4 separate regions of the Mus musculus genome follow, and regions 1, 2 and 4 are each linked to region 3. Evidence: chromatin loops called from intact Hi-C (ENCODE). Cell type or tissue: left cerebral cortex. All regions are shown on one strand.

Region 1 (5,000 bases), 140 kb after region 3:
AAAGGGTTTTGACTATAGCCATGCATTCTCAGCTCAAGGAAGGAAATGGTGTGTGGAACGACAGCCCAAGGCACAGCCTGTAGGCCCACTCACAGATCTTATCCCTGTGGACATTTTCATTGGGGCAAAGATCGATCAATGAGCCTACTTCTAAGTCTAAATGCAAATAAAACCAGCATGAGAGCCGTCAGGGGAAACAAGGTTAAAAAGGGAATTTGATGGTGGGATTTCAAGTCCTGGGTGGGGTGCAGTGGCCTCCAACCTTGAAGCACCTGGGGAACATTAATACAGACGCAGGGCATGCAGTTCTGTAGATGTGATGAATCTGTGAGTGGGTGCCAAGGCTGCTACGTTAGGCTTAGAGCAGCAAGGATCCAGAAAACTCAGAGGAAAAAAAAAATGTTTTGTATTTCATGACTAGAAATAAAATATAGTGAGGTCCTTAGCTAGAATTCTTTATGGACAAGAAAAACAGGTTGTAAGCCTAAGAACCTGCGTTTGAAACCCAGAACCAACCGACGTGGAAACTCTGGGTGTGGTGGCGCAAGCTTGCATTCCAAGGGAGGCAGAGACAGGAAGGGGCTCAGGGCTCAGCAGCCCATTGGTAGACTCGAATGGCACCCCGGGAGATGACACCTAATGGTGTCCTGGAGCCTACATTCACACACACACACACACACGTAATTGTGCATACATGAACACATACATACATACACATGCAAGATGATTTTTAAAACCTACTTTTCAGAGGAATTAGAGAGAGCCAGAAAGGAGGTGTGCATCCTACCAGCTTTCAGGTAATGGTGGCTAGGAAGAGAGATGTGGCCCTTGCTGCTCACAGGAAACAGCAAGGTGCCCCATGCATGACAGACCCCCACCCCCAGATGATGGAGAAGCTACACGGTAGAGAAGACCACCTTATGAGAACCCGATTCGCCCTGTTGTACGATGACAGTGACTATAGGTCCCCACCTTACAGGACAGAAGCTGAAGTCGTGGGTGTGATGGCACCTCCTCCAGGACAGCTTGCCTATGCGTATTTCTTAACACGACTCCAGTTCTTCCTCTATTTAGACCTGAAGCTCCTATCTGTCTCCCGTAGAGGAATCAGAGTCACTGGTTGAGTGTAGCTTGTGGGTCTGCTGAAGCCAGGGCTTTTGCCCCAGAGCTCCAGTTTCAAGGATGCTCCTCTGAGCCAGACTCTCAGAAAGAATGCTCCCAGGGCCAGCTCCATACTAGGAGCTTGAATTGCTATCTTCCAGCAGAATTAAAGAAAAGCCCCGACAGCATTCCAGCTGATCATGCAGCCTGCAGGCCCTGCGGAGAGTGAAAGCAAAACGGGTCAGCCTTTCAAACATGCCTGGACGCTCAGCATGGCCTGCAGACACCACCCTGGGAAGGCTAGCGGCGGGGGAAGAAGATGGCATATAGCCAGCAAGTCCTCACTAGCTGCTGGACTGGGCCTGAAGAGAAATCTGGAGATAAACTTTAAAGGGTTTGTTTGTTGGGTTCTGTCATGGTCTTAGTTCATTTGTCTAAACAGGAGAGTTCCTTGGGACTGTGTGGCTTCTCTTGTGTATCACAAAGCTTCCTGCGGAGGCATCCATTGTGGAAGCTGCTGGACTCCTCTTTACCCATAAGTACAGGTCTGGGATAAATGGAAAAATCTCTTCTTCTGATGGCATTTCAAGCAGACTTTTCCAATATCAGTATTGTGTGTATGTATATGTGTTGCATGCATGTGTTACATGAAGGAATGTTTACATGTGGGGAAGGGGGCGGGGGAGTGCTCAGGTGCCCATGCTGAGGACGAAGGAGGATAGCCCACGTCAAGCCTCATTACTCTCAACCTTACCCGAGAGTCAAGGTCTCTCACTGAATCTGGTGCTATTTTGCAGGTAGTCTTCGCAGCTAGCAGGCCTGTGGTCTGCTCCACTCAGCCAACTGGGGTTACAGGCTTTTGTGGCCATCCTGGCTTTTCTGTGGTGCTAGCGATTCAAACTCAGGTCCTCCTGCTTGCATAGCAAGAGCTCTTACCCACTAAGCCACCTGCCCATCATTATTAAGTTCCTGAGCTGGGGAGACATGCTGTGCCGATCCTGGGTGTTCCATACAATGCCCTTTCCAACACCTACACTTCCCAACTGAAGTCAGGACAGCCATGAGGAAGATGTTTTCCTCTTTGGAAATATGATTTTAAAAATTCATCAAGGAGGCAGGGTAGGGTAATTACTGGGCCAAATGACTAAATCTATTCATTTTTCCCCTCTCCAAAATCGTGACTCTGGCAAACTAGACTCATGGTTCTGAGATTGCATATGAGCAGGAATTGAGTGTCCACGTTAAATATTGAGTGTTATAGCGTCGAGTTCAAAAACTTTACTCCAGAACTATGTGCTATTTAGAATGATATTGCAGCAGTTGAAATGGATCCTGCTTTGTTCGCTTTGCAAACTGCTTTTGTACACAAAACCCAACTGTCCCTTTTCATGTGAGACAATAATGCCCTCTAGTGGATTACGTGCTTAATTGCAAGCTCGTCTATATAAAGTCTTCATTTTAACAGAAATATCTAGTTTAAGAACTCAAGATTATACTAGACTCACCATCCTGACTCCTGTTCTTCCAAAAGAGTCCCCAAGCTCCATCCACAGTTTGGCTGTGGGTGTCTGCATCTGTCTGAGCCAGCTGCTGGGTGGAGCCTCTCAAACTACAGCCATGCCAGATCCCTGTCTGCAAGCATAACATTATCATCAACAGTGTCAGGGACTGATGCTTGCCCATGGAATGGGTCTCAAGTTGGGCTGCTTTTTGGATGGCCATCCCTTCAGTTTCTGCTCCATCCCCCATTCCTGCATTTCTTGCAGAAAGGATAAATTTGGGATCAGAAATTTTGTGCGTAGGTTGGTGTCTCTATCACTCCACTGGTGTTTCTGCCTGGGTACAGAAGGTGACCTCTTCAGGTTCTGTATCCCTAATGTCATCAGTCACAGCTAAGTTCATCCCCGTTGATTCCTGGCTGCCTCCCTTCTCCCAGGTCTCTGTCTTGTCCTGGAGATGCCTCCCAACTCCCCATCCCGGTCGGTTGCAGATTCCCATTCACTCTCATGACCTCTGGGCATCTTTCCTGTCCCTGCCCATACTTGATCCTGAGCCCCTCCATTCTCTTCTCTATCCCTTCTCCCATCCAGTTCCCTTCATCTGCTACTTATGACTATTTTATTCTCCCTTCTAAGTGAGAGTCAAGCATCCTCTCTTGTACCTTCCTTCTGGTTTAGTTGTTTTGGATCTGTGAAGTGTAGCATGGAAATCCTGTATTTTCTGGTTAATATCCAGTTATAAGTGAGTACATACCATCCATGTCCTTTGGGGACTGGGTAATCTCACTCAGGATGATTCTCTCAAGTTCTCTCCTTGTGTCAGTGAAATCCGTGATGTTTTTGTCGTCATCTGTGAAACATTCACTTGTTCTACTCTGTGTGTAGGGCTGATGTGCATTGGCTCAAACTTCTGACTTATCACGTACTAGAGAGTAGTAAGGAACAGGAGGCAGAGCTCACACAGCTCACCAGACACGTGCAAGTGTGTGTGTGTGTGTGTGTGTGTGTGTGTGTGTGTGTGTGTGTGTAGAGAGAGAGAAGGAGGAGGAGGGAGAGGAGAAGGAGGAGGCTAGTCTATCATGGAAACAAAAGGCAAGGGTGAGGAGGGGTATTGAGTGTGAATGGAAGTAAGATGTGGGTGGAGTTAGATATGAGCTAAAACATGAGTAGGTCACAATTTCAATTACACATAATATACAGACATTATGGCAAAGATTACAACTTCTTCCAAGTAGATGCTGCCATTCCCTGGGCTATGTCAGTAGCTCCAGAGGCCTCTGGGCCACTACTAAGAGTGCTGTGACTATCACCGCATTGATACTTATAAAACACTCTTGACTTAGTGCCTTTCTGTTACAACTTACTATTATTATAAAACAGGGAGACATCATTTGAGTTCCTGGGGCTGGAAATGTGGCATGTCCTCAATTACTTCGAGCATCCCAGAGGGACAGTGTTTGAGTTAAAGAAGCATTGTCTTAGCCTTTAGATTAAACTGGGCAGTCCTGGTAGTGGGGCCTGCTTTGTGGAAATGCATAAAAATGATTTGTAGTTAGCATATTGAACCTTTCATGATGTGTGATAACTTGGATGTACAGAAGGGATAGAGAGCGACTTCTCTGTGGGCCTGTCCATTCTGTGTCGTTTCTGTATGTCTCGGTCCTAGAAATAAGCTCCCTGCACCTCGTTCATTCTTTGTACCATGTCTACGTACATCATGGTACATGAAGGATGTGACTCTATCACCACTGTCCTTTTTGAGGGACTGAAGATGCACAGGCTGCAGGGAATAGACCTGTTGAGCCTCTGCACGGCTGCACTGCTCCTCCACTCTCTTCTTACACCTGAGTGGTGACCCCTCTCTGACTAGCATATCTGGTGGTTTGGCCTTAGGCTGTTTCAATTATGTTGGGAATTTGGGCAAGCTCATTGGGTAAAATCTAGACCGTTGGAACAGAGAAGTGTTTCTGTGGCCCCAGACACTGGGTTATAGGTGATCAAGGGATATAGAGACTCAGTGCAAGAAAATTAACCTTCTTAAACATCAACTTGGCCAATAGATAACTGAAGTGAGATTTTTTTGACCCAGTTTAACACTCTGACTTAGCATCAGTGTGGTCACTGATATCTTTCCGGCACCAAAGGCCTCATCCATATTTCTGCCCTGCTTGTTAGGTTGCAGGTTTTCTAAACAACCAATCCCTAGCCAGCTCTCTCGACCTCTCTCCTTTGCTACACAAGAACAGATCTTATGGTGATGTATTGCCCTCATGTACACAACACGCCCTTCCTTTTCTTCGCCTGGGACAACTTCTCTCTCCAATTGAGCCTGCTGTTACTTTTCTGAAGCCTACATCCTAGTCTGGCATGCAGGAAGTTTGGTCAATGCCACTTACATAA
Region 2 (5,000 bases), 49 kb after region 3:
ATGCACAAACACATGCCTATGTATGTGTAACCACATCCACACAAAGATCCTATGTTGGTATGAAGAACACAGCCACAGAATGAAGCCAGGTGTAGAGGGCAGCAGTGTCCAAAACTCTATGGCTGCTGGATCATGAGAACCAAAGGTGACAGTTGATTGTTAAAACAGGGAAGCCTGCTATAGAGGAAAGTCAATTTCACAACCATATCATGTAGTTCTGTTGTGTGTCACCCAGATTTCCCATGCAGAGATGAGTCACTCGTAACTAAGCTGCCAGAAGAACTTGGCAGTGAAGGACTCCAAGTTCCTCTAAACCCAAATCAGGTCCTTTGACTGGGTTCTTGCTCTGTACTTTCTTAAAGATAGACATAATTTTAAACACAAGCCTATAAACCGAGCACTTGGGAGGATCAGGAGTTCAAGGTCAGCCTGAACATCACGAAATCCTGTTACAAAAAGAAGAGGAACTACTTTCTCTGAGGTCACATCCTTAAAGAAGGCTCCCATCCAAAGGTTACTCGGCAACAACTGGTAAAAGTTTATGAACCTTGGTGTTAGCCAACTTCTCGAGATAATGAGATGCCTGAGACAGTAATGTACAAAACGTAAAGGTTCGCTTTTGCCCACAGTTTGGGAGTCCCCAGTCCAAGACACAGTAACTCGTTGCCTTCGGCTTCTGCTGATTTGTGCTGGAGACCAATGGTGGTGAACAAGCAAGCAAGAAGAGCAAACTGCTGAACTCCTGAGGGAAGACACAAAGACAGAGGACAAAGTCCCACAACCCCATCCAGTTCAGGTCCTCACAGACCTACAAAATGACTGCTAGGCCCTGACTTCTAAATGTTCCAGTACTTCCTAATAATTAGCACTACCTAGGGATCAATCCTTTAGCACATGGAGTCCAGTAAGAAACTTATCCAAATCATAGAATCCTCCTTCTTCTATTTCAAAAAAAATCTGAAGCCCACAGCCCATCTTCAGAACTGCTAATACTTGCTGTGAAGGCAGGAAGATCTGAGCTTGGGACCCCCAGCACCTATATAAAGCAGATGTAGCAATTTTGCCTTGTCACCCTGGCCCTTGAAGGAGGCGATGTTGGGTAGAACCCAGAGGATCTTGCTAGCCAGCCAGTGTAGCCAAACCAATGAGCTCTGGGTGCAGCAAGACTCTGTCACAAGACAATGAAGTGAAAAGTGCTTAAAAAAAAAATACCAGCAGTCTCAACAAACCTGGACCCAGGAGATCTCTCAGATACTGAGCCATCAAACAGGCAGCATACATACACTAACTGGTCCAGTCCCCTCAACACATATACAGCAGAGAACTGCCTGGTCTAGCCTCAGTGAAAGAAGATGCACCTAACTAACCCTTGAGAGACTTGAGACCCCAGGGAATGAGGAAGCCTGGGGAGGTGAGTATGTCGGGGGAGGAGCATCCTCTTGGAGACAGGGGAGGAGGAATGGGATGAGGAGGATAACTACTGTCAAAGGGCAGAATGAGAGGAGGATAACAACGACTGGACTGTAAAAAACGATTAAAGATAAAAAAAGACTTCAAATGTTGACTTGTGACCTACACACACACACACACAAACACACACACACACACACACACACACACACACACACACACACTCACCAATGTTATAAATGTAGTGGAGGTGGCAGACACAAAGGAGGGGAACAAATTGTAAGAGCATGTCCTCAAACAGATGCCCTTCTCAACTCTGTAAACATACTAGCAGTTCATTTGCAATGTCTTTGTGACAAAAGACATATTCAAAGAGATCTCTTATTAGTTAGCTTGTTTTATTCCCTCCTACCCCAGTAAATACATATCAAGGCATCGTATTATAACCAATAGATATGGAACACATACAGAATTCTGACCTAAAGCCATAAAGCACTTAAAAAAGTTTTACTTAAAACAACTTCACAACAACAATATGAACTAACCCAGTACCCCAGAAGCTCGTGTCTCTAGCTGCATATGTAGCAGAAGATGGCCTAGTCGGCCGTCATTGGGAAGAGAGGCCCCTTGGTCTTGCAAACTTTATATGCCTCAGTACAGAGGAACGCCAGGGCCAAGAAGTGGGAGTGGGTGGGTAGAGGATGGGGTGGAGGGGATGGGGGACTTTTGGGATAGCATTTGAAATGTAAATGAAGAAAATACCTAATTAAAAAAAAAACTTTCACAATCAAGAAGATGTAATGAACTTAATGTGTGCCCTGAGTTTCTAGCACACACTGGCTCAGAGATTGTAGGGAACCGCCCTTGTGTCACAGTGTAGAAGCTACATAGCCACTTTCAATTCTCTTTCACACTGTTAAAGTGTAATTCTTTACACAAGCAGTATCCAGATTTTCCCACACCCCGGGCCACTTAGAACAGGAGCAATAGTCAAATGTGACTGGAAAGTAAAGAGGAACAACCGATGTTTTAAAATTATTCCATCTGGGGCCATGCTGATCTGTACTAGTGACAGGAAATTGGGCTACCAGGGCTGTCTGCTGACACGTGCATTGGTCACGTTGAATTCTGTCACCAGATTCCGGGTGCATCCATGGGCTTCATTTGCATTAAATGAAAGGGTGTCCAAAAATACACGCTGTTGCTAAGGTTACATCTTGCTGTATGCAAATGAAGATGTGTTTGTTCAGACCAGTTAAAAATATCTTGGCACTAGCTAATTTCCCCATTGGCGTTACAGGAGTGATCAGAGGCCTGTTGAACAGAGGGCTCAGGGTTACCTGACTCAGCACAAGGGGTCTGGAAACAGCATTATTTATGAGTAATATTTTTAGAACTTGTAGCAACTACTTTTCATGAATTCAAATGATGTCTGGTTTCCAGGAGGTTATAAATATTTTCTAATACCAACACACACTATCGCCAATACAGAGACATCTTTTTTCTATCTATTTGCAAAGAAATCACTCTAATGGATAATTCTAGAATGTAGTAGAAATTGGGATTGAGCTGGGTAGTGGTGGCACACACCTTTAATCCCAACACTTGGGAGGCAGAGGCAGGCAGATTTCTGAGTTCGAGGCCAGCCTGGTCTACAAAGTGAGTTCCAGGACAGCCAGGGCTACACAGAGAAACCCTGTCTCAAAAAAAAAAAAAAAAAATTAAAATGGAAATTGGGATTGAGCAGAGGTGGGGTCAGCAGTCCAGCAGGGCAAGTCAGCAAAGCTATCATTTTTACCTTGCAGAGTCCTGAATGTTGTTTAAAGTTATTCTCATATTGTTGACACAAGACAGTTGTTTTGATTTCTATATAAAATTGGGAAACTGAATGTAAGAGGTGTTCCACCACTCCGTATAAGGACTGAACATTGTATTTAGAAACACTAACTCTGATCTTTTCTCTGTATCAGACTGTTTCTATAACCACTGATGAATTATTGAAGAAAAAATTAAATCTAAGTAGGAAAGGCAAGCCAGAAAAGCAGCTGGAGTCTTGACATTAAAGCATTTCGCAGATAGTATTTAAGATGGAAATCACTCTGGCTTTTTCTGATTGTATGACTCTCCCAGAGCTTAGCTCACCATCCCAAAGCCGGGCTGGATGACCATGCTCTCCCTCCATTCTAGAAGATGCCCACTGTTAAAATGAGTGGGTCTCATTACTTTTCAAATACCAAAATGTCAGAGCCAGATGGGACCCCCAAAGTCACCACCATTTTGAGACAGAAGTCCCTGGCACCACATTCCAGAGGAGAGGCCACCCAGCCATCTGCTTAGACTCCTGCATGAGACAGCAGCTCAGTTCCTGGGTGCTCGCTCACCCAGTGATGAACACATGGCCCTCTTCTCCGGGCTTCAGCCATTTTAATTTTTAATTTATGTAATCCCAAGACCCACCCTATGAGATGGGCACCATTACCTCACTGTACAAATGAAGACACGGACACAGAGAATTGAAGTAAATTGCTCAAGCCAATATAGTTTCTAAATTGTAGAAATGGAATTAAATTCCATATAATTTAATATTATGAGCTCTGAGCCTCTATGTTTTATATTGTCAAGGAAGGCTCCTGCTACACAAAATAACCCATGAGGTTGTATTTAAAGAAAGATGTTGCCTATGCAGTACACTCTTTTACTTTAGAATTCTTTAGACTCTGGAAAACGGGCCAGATGTTAGAAGAATGGAAGGGGCGAGAAAAAGCAAAGGATGGAAGAAAAAATCTTGCTTAGAAACTCAGAATTTCTAGTGCAGGGCGGTAGTAACTGCCAACTCTTCCACAGAAAAGAAACTAAGCCTGGGAGCAACAGCTCCAAGAGCATCACCCTCTAACTTTAGAGACAAAGGGAACAAAGGTCATGGGCACCTACCCACTTCTCCGGTCACACAGACAGCTGGTAGCCAGACATTCACACCAAAAGGACACATGTGTTCTCTTTCCACAGAAATCCTTTTGCTGATATGTGCACCCTTTGACCTTTCGTTTATGTTTTGCGCAATTAAGAATTGAGACCAGGGGCTGGAGAAATGGCTCAGCAGTTAAAAGCACTGGATGTTCTTCCAGAGGACTCAGACTCAATACTCAGCACTCACAAGGCAGCTCACAACTGTCTGGAGCTCTAGTTCCAGATGATGTGACACTCAATACAAACATACAAGTGGGAAAAACACCAATGCACATAAAACAAAGGAGAGAGAGAGGGAGAGAGAGAGGGGGGGGGGAGAGAGGGAGGGAGGGAGGAAGGGAGAGAGAGAGAGAGACAGACAGAGAGAGAGAGAAGGAAAGAGGGAGAGAGAAAACTGAAACCAAGAGGGAACTGAGACCTGTGTATAGAATAATATAAAATCAAATTTGATTTTAGTTGTGAGAATTTTCAGGTACTGCAATTTACCTGAAACCAAAGGATCTCATGCTATGGCAGGACTCTTCGGTCATCCTCAGCTTTCATGTCCCCTTTCCTCACTGTCCTTTCCTTGTTCTTTGAGCATTCAGTGCACTTTCCGGAGAACTTTGTGCACACTGTTCTCA
Region 3 (5,000 bases):
AAGAATGTGTTTCCCAGACACAGCAGGGTACAGTAGACATCTCAAACTCACAGCAATTGTGACAGCATGCAAGAGACCTGCCTAAGCTCAGTCTAAATGGAATCTCAGTATGGAGGACAGGATATCTGCATGGAATCCCACCCCTGGCAGAGGAGATATTGGTAGCTGAGGAAAGAGGGAGACTCGATTTTCTTTAATGATGTGGCGCCTGGTAGGTTGGCCACACTCCAGCGCAGGCCCTCTTTCCAAGAGCAGTAGGGCGACGTAAACTAGATACGATGGAGAAAAGAATAAGTTAATAAATATAACATCAAGTATTACAATGATACAATTAGTGAATCATTGTAAGTGAATGGAGAACATTGAAGGAAGATGGGGCAAGTACAGAATGAGACCAGAATGTCCAGCTTCGTCCTTCCCATGTGAGCCACGTGTGTTTGAAGAAGGCTGCCAATGAAACAAAGACCATCCTCACTGAGGATTAAGGGAGGAAGAACCTCTGGTCTGGTGCCTTTTGTAAATAGACAACCCATGCCCAAGAACAGCTGCACGAGAACAGTATGTCAGCCTGGCTGTGGTGCTGCACACCTTTAAGGCCAGCACTTGGAAGGCAGAGGCAGGTGGATCGCTGTGAGTTTGAAGCTAACCTGATCTACAGAGAATTCCAGAATAGTCAAGGCTACACAGAGAAGCCCTATCTCAAAAAAGCAAGCAAGCAAACAAACAAAAAACCCAAGCTGTTTTGTCTAGTGTATATTGCCAAAGGGAATAATTAAATAAATTAACTTTATTCAATAATTCAGAATTCCATCAACCTATGCCACCTTCAGTTTTCTTCTTCAGTCTGACTAAATGTGTTCCCTCCAAAGTCTCCCTATGCAACTACCAAAGCATGCAACTGCCACCATAGACGCTAGGATGGATCTCATTGGAGCTAGCCTGGGAACATACCCAGAAAGGACATCTCCTCCTTAACGAGAGGTGACATAGTGCCTGCCATTGTTGTGACAACGTTTTATACTTATTACTTAATTATTTAAAAAGCTATGCAATGTGCATTTCTAGTCTCACCTTACACACCAAGAAGCGGTGGCATAGGGACACATTGCCTCTGGCAGAATGTTCTAGATTTGGGTCCATTGTCTCTGTCTCTCTGAATGTGGAGCTTACTATGCTGGGTAGTCAAAAGACATAGCCACAGCTGGTGTGTCATGGATAGCCCCAATGATAGAGACACAGAGATGTTAACACCAGGGCTCAGAGAAGTGACTCCAACTTGGTAGGGTGGTGAAGGACTTTCTGGAGGAGACGAGCTGGTGTGAAAGTGGAGACTGGCAGTGCCATAGCCTGGGATTCACGTGAGTTATAAATCAGATTGTGCCTCTGGCCTGGCTTCCTTGCTCTTGCCCTGGTGTGCTCTTCCTGGCCACTAGTCTATCACCTCTTGAGTCTTCTCCACGATGGGACCTGCCAATCTCACCCCAGACCTACAGCCTCTACACACCTCTCCTCTACCTTCCCTGAATGTTCTCCCTGCTTTAGTGCAATCCTCCTTGACCATGCTCATGGGCCTCACTTAAACTTGTCCTCTACCAAATTGCCCTACTTATTTTCTTCAAAATACACAATAGTGCCTCAATTGTCCTTCGACCTGTGCCTCTCTGTCTCTCTGACTATTACTTTTCATTAGACTGTCAAGCCCTGTGAGGTTGTTTCTATGCAATGTGTTCACAGTTCAAATTCTACCGTCTAACTTTTGGACCAGCTCCAGGAGAGCTTTGGATGTGTCCTCTGATTATTTGTAGAAGACTTCCTGTAGCAAGTAGGACTGAGATGGAGCCCAACCGAGGGAGATTTAGAGGGAAGATGCTGGTCTTCTCTTCCTCTGAAAGAAAGCAAACATAGGAAGGACTTCATGGCAGGTGTCCCAAGATGCTAGAAGGAAAGAATTTCAAATCAGTAACCAACATGCCTGTTCTGCCTCTTCAACTTGTCATACAGACTGAGAAATTCCCTCTCCCCTCCCTGGAATTGGCTTCATCTGAGAAATAAGTGGGTGGGTCTCTAAACAACTCTTTAGCACTCAGATTATAGAAGGTAAACTTTCAGCATCCTTAAAGGCCTGATACCACACACACACACACACACACACACACAACCCTGTTGCCCTTCAGCCAATCCTTCAGGGACAGTGGGACATCTGCTGAACAGAGCCTCATGGCCATTACAAAGCCAGGGTTCTTACTTCATGGTCCCTGCGAATTGCAACTACTCCATTTGGCCACCAGGGGGCATCACTTACCAAGACACTGCAGTCCTCTAGAAGGTCGTTTGAATGCCCTTGAAGCTTGACGATCTGCAAAAATGTAACTCAGATATTTTGCAAAGGCGGTAGGGTGCTAGCTCCCAGGGGATGAGAAGGAATTCACACATAATCAAATATCAGAGAAAAGTAAAACGTGGGGAGGAAGCTAAGGAAAACCGGGCTCTTCACAGTGTTTGCACCACCCGGCTTGGTGGGGGTGGGGCTAAGCTCTACCTCGGTACTTATTCAGACCTAACGGTCCCCCACACCCCCACCTCTGCCTCCTTGACCCTGCACTACCCAGTGCAACCTCCTCCCACAGCTGTGAACTCCAGGCCAGGAGGATGTTGCAATCTTTGTTTTGAGGGGAAACACACACTCACAAGACAGTTGTTTCTCTGACCCATGGGGTTTGGCCTGTGAGCCCTGCAGCTGTTTCTACAGGAGCTGAAGGCAGACAGGGCTAGAGAGACAAAGTCGGGAGGCCATCTCTTCAGAACCTGGGTCTGTCTCTCACAGATTCATCAAATTGCAATGAATTCTTCATCTGGCCAGGCCTTCAGGAGACAGAGTGGTCCCATTTCCGGTTACCACCCGATTAACAGGCAGACAGAGGTGACTCATAGGTACGGTCAGATGATAGAGGGAGGACAAATGGCCCACCAAGAGGAGGGCAGTATACTCTAATTCTGCTGGGGGCTCAGATTGGTCAGGCTCCTGTAGCTGCATGAGTGGAGGAAAAAGAAATAAAAGGAAAGAATTTGACCCCCTCCTTGGAATGGTGGAGGAGAAAGGTTATTGTAGATAAAAGGGAGAGCAAAGCCAGAGGTAGACACATCTGGGCAAGTCCACAGAGGTAATGACTCTGAGCCTTGTGAGGAGTGGGGGAGGGGAAGGAAAAGGATAGTGAGGGGGAAATGGTTCAGCAGCCAGGAGGCCTAAGGAATGAAAGGGGCAAGAACCAAAATGGCTGGATTATTCAGAGAAGAGCCTCTGGGGGAAGGGCAGCCCAGCCCCTGGAAAATTCAGACTGTAGGGCAGAGTATGCAAGGATACCCTGTAACAGGTAGGGACTGAGGGATGCTGGGAGAAGAATCTGGCTGTGGGGTCGCTTTGATATGTTAAATAAGCACTATTGGCCTTTTGTCCCAGAGTTTGCAGCTTAAGGGGGGTGACACAGGAGCTGAGAACAGAACAGAACAAGGATGTAGAGAACAAAGGCATCTGGCCATTAGAAAAAGCCGGAAGCTCAGGAAGGGGAGAATTTCCATATAACTGGGACTTTGGTGTTAAGAGAAGGGACACCTGGCGCAGAGACAGGGAGGTGCTGAATGGCCAGCAGAGAATCCCTGTGTGGTACTGGAAGGTGGTCCCACATTACCTGAGTGATGGACAGTTGTCATGGTGCTCTAAGTAGGAGAATTGCAGAGCCAATCTTGTGGTGGTGGTACAGAGATGGGTGATAAAGAGATGGGTGGTTTGAAGCTGCTTAGGGGAGGGCCTAAGCCAAACTTACAGGTTGCTGTTCTACGACGGCTTGAAGATGCCTGACCGAGGGCTGTGGCCACAGAACCAGAAGAAGCCTGAGAAGCATTGCTTACCAGCAACGTCAGCCAAGGAAAAGCCAATCCCCTTTCTTGGTCAAAGCATCCTTCTGATAATGCCATGGAAGAGTGACCCTCAGGATGCAATGCATGTGTAAATTAGCCTGTGTTCTCTCCAGCTAACAGACAAGGACATTCAAAGATCTTGTCATCTCTCCTCTTTGTTCACTGATATTTTCTGATGAAATTGTTTGAAAATCCCAAGTTTAATATGCCTCAGAACTGTCCGAACCCTAGCTGTATACAGTGTCATTTTCCGCTTCTCAGGAGTCACTGACCTCAGTGAAGCATCATAAATGCACAGAGGGGACGAAGCCAGAATCAAATGGCAGGAAATAAAATACATGACAGTGGAGCAGGGAGGGTCATGGGACTGACTTACTTTCACAGTTGTTTTTACTTAGTGTTTATATCACGTCTCCACGGAGTGTAGATGGCCCTCCTCCATGCTCCCACTGCCCCTCATCAGAGGTAACTCAGAAGCAAGGAGGGCAGCCAAGTGCTGAACATGTGAGAAAGGCTCCCTCCAAGTCCCAGGGCCTACATCTGCTGGATGCATCTGTTCTCTGAGTACTTTGCAAAAATCAGGGCACAAGCCCCAGCTGCTTCTCAGCAGAGAGTCCTACAGGGAGGGAACACAGAACTTACACTGAAGAACTAGGCTGTGCTAGCTGCCTCTCTATTCATATCCAATACAGGTAACTACATAGACAACTTGCAGAAGGACAAAGAGGGACTGGCTCTGCTCTTTGCAAGATGCCAAGGGTGTTTGTGGGGTACACACCACCAAGAAAATTCTCCCCAAACTGAATGACCAAAAAATGAGACTATTATTCTCGAAAACCCAGATATAGGGTGCAGTTTGGAAACTATTGTATATGTCATAGAATGGGAGGCAAGACTGTCGGCTTATAGTCCTGACTTCATAGTCAAACAGCTATATAAACTTCAGCCCATTACTTGGATGGTCCTAGGTTCAGGTCTGGTTTCTGGTTCCCCAGTCCTCATGCATCTGTGACAAATGAGAGGGTTTAAAAAGATGGACCTCTGTACTCCGATGTACTATTCTGGTTCCACCAAGACTATATCAC
Region 4 (5,000 bases), 1.0 Mb after region 3:
GTGACCTGCCTAGTAGGGAGGAGATCGTGAAGGAGCAGGAAGAGTGGTTCCCAACAAAGCACTACCAAAAACTGACAAGACATGCAGTCCTCAACAGCAGCTTGAGTTTCATAACCCTTCCTGCCCCTGCCAGCCCTCTTAGGTGGGAGGGGGCCCGGGGAGGAGGAGGAGGAGGAAAACAAGAGGATGTTACACTAAGTGAGTCATCCAGCCTCAAATAACCGAGAGCTGCTAAAGCAGAAAGTTCTCAGCTTGGAAGTGTGCCAGCTTCAGTGCTGCAAAAATAGCCACGATGAATTCACATATTTCTCTGGGAGTGTTGGTCCATCGTACCAGTGAAATCTCAGCCACAGCAAATTGGAACTTGGGGCCCATATGCTCAAAATCATGCTCAGATTTTGGTCAAAGGTTTTCTTGAGAAGGCTGAAAAAGCTGTGATTTTGTTTTTTTGTTTTTTGTTTGTTTGTTTGTTTGTTTGTTTGTTTTACTGAAAGTGGTCTATTCTTCCATTCTGTTGGGGTTATTACACTATGGGATATTGTTTCCTGCTCGGAGTGAAAAGTCTCGGTGTTTTTCTGTTGAAGGCCTCCATCATCTAAGCATGATAGTCTCGTCAGTTGGAAAAGGTCACAATGTAAGAATGCCTGCACACTGTAGAGGGAGAAGAGGCATTGTAGCCCAAAAGCCTCTCACTAGACCATTGGTTCCTAGCTTTCCTAATGCTGCAACCTTTTAATCCAGTTCTGCATGTTGTGGGGACCCCCAACTATAAAATCATTTCATTGCTACTTCAGAACTGTAATGGTACTACTGTTATAAATGGTAAAATAAATATCTGATATACAACTGTTGGTGGCCCACAAGTTGAGAACCACTGCTCTAGCAGCACCTTGACCCACCTGGAATAGGTATGTGACAGTTTTAGAGAGTTTAGAGCTAATTTGCTTAGTTAGTTAGTTAGTTAGTTAGTTAGTTAGTTAGTTAGTTAGTTAGTTTTTCAAGACAGGGTTTCTCTGTGTAGCCCTGACTGTCCTGGAACTCACTTTGTAGACCAGGCTAGCCTCGAACTCAGAAATCTGCCTGCCTCTGCCTCCCGTGTGCTGGGATTAAAGGCGTGCACAACCACGACCCGCTAGCTAATTTATAATGTGTAGGGGAGACAAAGAGATGAGCTGAGGTTTTCCTGGAGGGGCACAGCAGGAAAGCCCACCTTCCAGGGCTTGACAAACTCAACATCCAAGACCCTTGCGCCTCAGGCTCCTTACCTGAAAAAGGATAGCGCTGGCTCTTACATGAGTCAGAATCCAAAATATCTGGCTTCTGGGTGGCATTCCAGAGCAGACTTTTCATTCAAGGGGCTGGGTAGGATGACTCAGGGCCCTGACACTGGGTAAGATCCTGACAGTCAAGGAGGGAAGATCTCCCAGCAGGCAACAGCATAAGAATAAAGGCAGTCCTAGCACCATTACTTTCCAGCCATGTCATCTTTAAACTAGTAACTACCCTCTTGGTGATGCTTGGGAAATATGAAGGTAACCTAGCTTCTGGGTTGTTAGGACTGAACCAGAATGGGTACTTAGAATGATGCCAAGTTCACAGTATAGACCAATAAATGATACTTACTGTTTTTTACATAGGGGTTGGTGGTATGAATGGAGAGGATTTAAGGAGGAAGGTTGGGAAATAAAAGATTTAAGCGTCTTAGTTTGGATTTAATTAATAGAGGCCTATCTCACTTTCTTGGGTGGGTTTGACACAGATGATAAACTATATAACACTGAGTGTAATTTTAACTGTGCACTCAGTGGTAGAAACCAAATGAATTCTGTCACAGATTTAAATGGCCCCAGCAGAGGATGTTCTTGAGTTGGTGACTCAGTTCTGCTTCCATCACCTAAGAAGCTATTCAGTCATAGTAGAAGGTATATAGCTGGAGAGAAGCCATTCACTGATAGCAGAAGGTATATAGCTGGAGAGAAGCTATTCAGTGATAGCAGAAGGTATATAGCTGGAGAGATGGCTCCCACTTAAGAGCATTTGTTGATCTTGCAAAGGACCTGGGTTTGGTTCCAGCACCTATGTTGGCTCAAGTCATGTATAACGCCAGTTCCAGGAGATACAATATCATCTTAAGAGCTCTACAGGTACCAGGCACATAAAATATGCAAACACATCAAAGAAAGTTTAAAAAAAAAGATAGGAAGGAAGAAAGGAAGAAAAATAGAAGTTACTTGCTGAGAAGGGAGATTCTGAAAGACCATCCACGTTTTGAGTGTTCACATAAGTCCCCATGAGCTGCCATATGAAGTGACTAGGCTCATTGTCCAAGCTGTGCAAGCCCACACATCCTGCCCTTGTCCTCACCCATACCCACCCACAGGCAGGCAAGTCCACCAGGGCCATTCCACAAATTTCTAGCATGCTCTCCAGGGGCAATGGTGTAATTCCTGGGATCAGCTGCATAGGAGGCAAGAAAGCCGGTGGGTGTCAGCAATTAGTTAATGTGATACCCACCTCACTTCGTTCAGAGCTGGCCTTTCAGAGACAGGCAAAATCAAAGGAAATGACTGAGAAAAAGCACTCCAAGTTCTGGAGATGTTAATGAGCACAGCAATTAGCGTAAGCACGATCCTGACATGTATGGAAAATCTTTATACGGAGAAGTCTCCAATGGTGGGCCCAAGAGAAGGCGTGGGGTGGGGGGTAGTCCACCATACTGTGACAGGAGGAACCACCCAGGCACTAGCCATGTGGGGCCAATTCGCTAAGGAAAAAAAAAATTCCAATTCACACTTCTTGGCCTTCAAGATCTAGGTAAAAAAAAAAGCCACAGACTCTGACAAATGTAATGGGGAAATAATTCCTTGGAATCTGTGAATTTGCTTAGATGGAAAAGAGGCAAGTCAGGTAATCCTTAAGTGACCCCAAGTGGTAAAAATACACCAACACATGTGTTCAGGCCTTTGTGGGTATTCACAGCGCGACACTAGCACCACCTAGTGTACAGAACTGGGAAGTGAGCCACAAACCCACACACCCTGACTCTGGTTGTCTCCATTAGCACATAGGTTTTATTCTGCAGTGTTTTCTTGGTGCTGGGTTGTGAGCCAGTGGGAAAACGAGTAACAATTTATGGATGGACACACATTACAAGATTTGTTATTACAGTCTACAGTACTAATACCAATATTTTAAGTAAACAGTATGTAATGATACGGATATGATCCAATTTCTCCAAATTGCCTGGCTTTTAATGCCAAACAAAATATCTCAAACTGTAGTCTGAGACTGTAAGCCGGTCCTCGCTCAAGCATGTCTCAGGGTTCTTTAGCAAGCGCTTGTAAGTCTGACTGTGGCTAAGCATGCCATCTCATGAACTTTAAATGGCTTCTACAGGGCTTTCTTGCTAGCCCCCTTTACAACAATTTCCTCACAGTAAAAGATCAGAATCAGTTCCCACCAGTCCAGTACCACTTTGTCTAAACACAGAATTTCCCTTTATGTCCAGTCAGACTTTAAGCAGCTAACATCTGCGAGCAGCCAGGGAATCACAATATGTGGGGAAGGAAAAGCCAAACTCATGATGGCCATCACTACTTCAACACTCAAGTAATAGTCTCTCCTCCTCTAATCAGTTTCTATCCGAGATTCTCTACAAAACCCTGAATGCACACTCATGCACATGTGCATGCATGCATGCATAGGGATGGATCAGGCTCCACTTAAAACAGCTTGCTAGCATCACCTGGGACACCCAAGGCCTACTCCATCCAGAGCAGTCACGGCAGAGTTCCTGGAGGCAAGGTCTAGACAGACCCTGCACTTCATTTAAGGAATCTGGCTCTCATGTCCTTTGGGCCATCTTTAGGGTAAAAATTTGCCATGAGAAAAGCTCTGAGAGCTACTTCTGTGTTTCTCTCAGTGGTCCTGGGTTCTGTCCTTGAACTAACAGACTCTGATGTGAGTAGGTTAAAGAGAAGTCTGTAACTCTTATTGGGTCCTGCAGACCTCCTAGATTGCAAAATCTTTCAGATTTCTCTCAATAGTTTAACTAGAAGTGGAATATCAGAAACAAAGAAACTAAGGCTTTAAAGAATTTTAAATGAATCTAAAACAACTGAACAGAAATTGACAGCAAAATACTCAATCTTTTCCTCCCTTAAAGGAACCAACCCCCTACAGTGCCCTCTCTCCCTATAAATCCCATCCCTCCTCCCCACCCCACCCCCCAGGAACCCCCTTTAGTTCCCTCATCTCTTCCTCCCTTGAAAGACATCCTTCACAATAGCAAACTAGTATCCCTCCCTTTCCTTCCTGGACCATTGCATTTTTGTTCCAATAGTCCCTCCTCCACTCCCACGAAACCAGATCACTTCGGGACTGCTACTAGTCCTTTGGAAAATGACATTATCTAGTCAAACGATAAGATTGCTGTAAGGAAATCTACCCTGGGTTTCCTTGTGCATTTACTCTTTTTTTTAATTTATTTAATGTATCTTATCAAATGACAATGAAGCACATAATTTCTCTAAGTCAAAACAAGGCAAGGAATGTGACGAAATGGTTCTACCCATTTCCAATTGGCCAGGAACCAATTCTTTTCTTTCTTTTTAAATCTGGGGCAGACTGAGTCATTGCCACATAGTTCTACCTTGAAAAGGGAAAAAAAGAAAAAAGAAAAAAAGACCGACTTCAAGCTTAGATCTTAGTTTATATTTAGCTTATAACCCATAATATAGTGGCCGGGTGGGGGTAGGAAGGGTGGGGGTGGTGGCAGTCACAGGGAAGGAGCAGGGTACAGAGTCAAGTGGGAAGTGCCTCCTATCTGCTTCTCACTAGCACTGATCTATACTCTATAAACACACAGCAAGGTTTAAGTACAACAAGTTCTATTTTAATTCATAAAATATATTCCACAAGGCTCTTCCTGGGTTGTTAGTGTGACTGTCAATCAGCACAACCCCTTCAGAAAGTAATCTGGCACTGGCGGTCTGGTCCTG

What was found. A loop is a pair of places that touch in the nucleus more often than their neighbours do. Peaks named below come from ENCODE experiments on the same cell type or tissue, not always from the same donor. Only the 100,000 strongest peaks of a DNase experiment are listed, where the experiment ranks them.
Region 1: a loop joins it to region 3, with 9 times the contacts of the local background. A loop is called at or near these places in 40 of 42 quality-filtered maps.
Region 2: a loop joins it to region 3, with 2.1 times the contacts of the local background. A loop is called at or near these places in 7 of 42 quality-filtered maps.
Region 4: a loop joins it to region 3, with 5 times the contacts of the local background. A loop is called at or near these places in 11 of 42 quality-filtered maps.

The regions. Positions count from the first base shown.
Region 1 is chr12:12,315,841-12,320,840 of GRCm38, forward strand. All of the region lies in intron 2 of Cyria (CYFIP related Rac1 interactor A), which reads left to right. Among named protein-coding and RNA genes, the nearest start is that of Gm34407, 29 kb to the left of the region's middle. In left cerebral cortex, a CTCF peak has its summit at 2,516 (motif pointing left); DNase peaks (open chromatin) are centred at 491, 1,237, 2,026 and 2,574; H3K4me3 peaks cover 607 bases; H3K27ac peaks cover 2,944 bases.
Region 2 is chr12:12,223,316-12,228,315 of GRCm38, forward strand. No RefSeq gene overlaps it. Among named protein-coding and RNA genes, the nearest start is that of Gm40838, 11 kb to the right of the region's middle. In left cerebral cortex, no CTCF peak of the experiment used is centred here; DNase peaks (open chromatin) are centred at 253, 2,548, 3,721 and 4,170; H3K27ac peaks cover 2,895 bases.
Region 3 is chr12:12,174,151-12,179,150 of GRCm38, forward strand. No RefSeq gene overlaps it. Among named protein-coding and RNA genes, the nearest start is that of Gm34348, 29 kb to the left of the region's middle. RefSeq lists an enhancer at 4,946-5,000. In left cerebral cortex, a CTCF peak has its summit at 2,291 (motif pointing right); DNase peaks (open chromatin) are centred at 1,814, 2,335 and 4,440; H3K27ac peaks cover 1,409 bases.
Region 4 is chr12:13,212,101-13,217,100 of GRCm38, forward strand. No RefSeq gene overlaps it. Among named protein-coding and RNA genes, the nearest start is that of Gm24208, 33 kb to the left of the region's middle. In left cerebral cortex, a CTCF peak has its summit at 2,992 (motif pointing left); DNase peaks (open chromatin) are centred at 244, 1,919, 2,990, 3,468 and 3 more places; H3K27ac peaks cover 308 bases.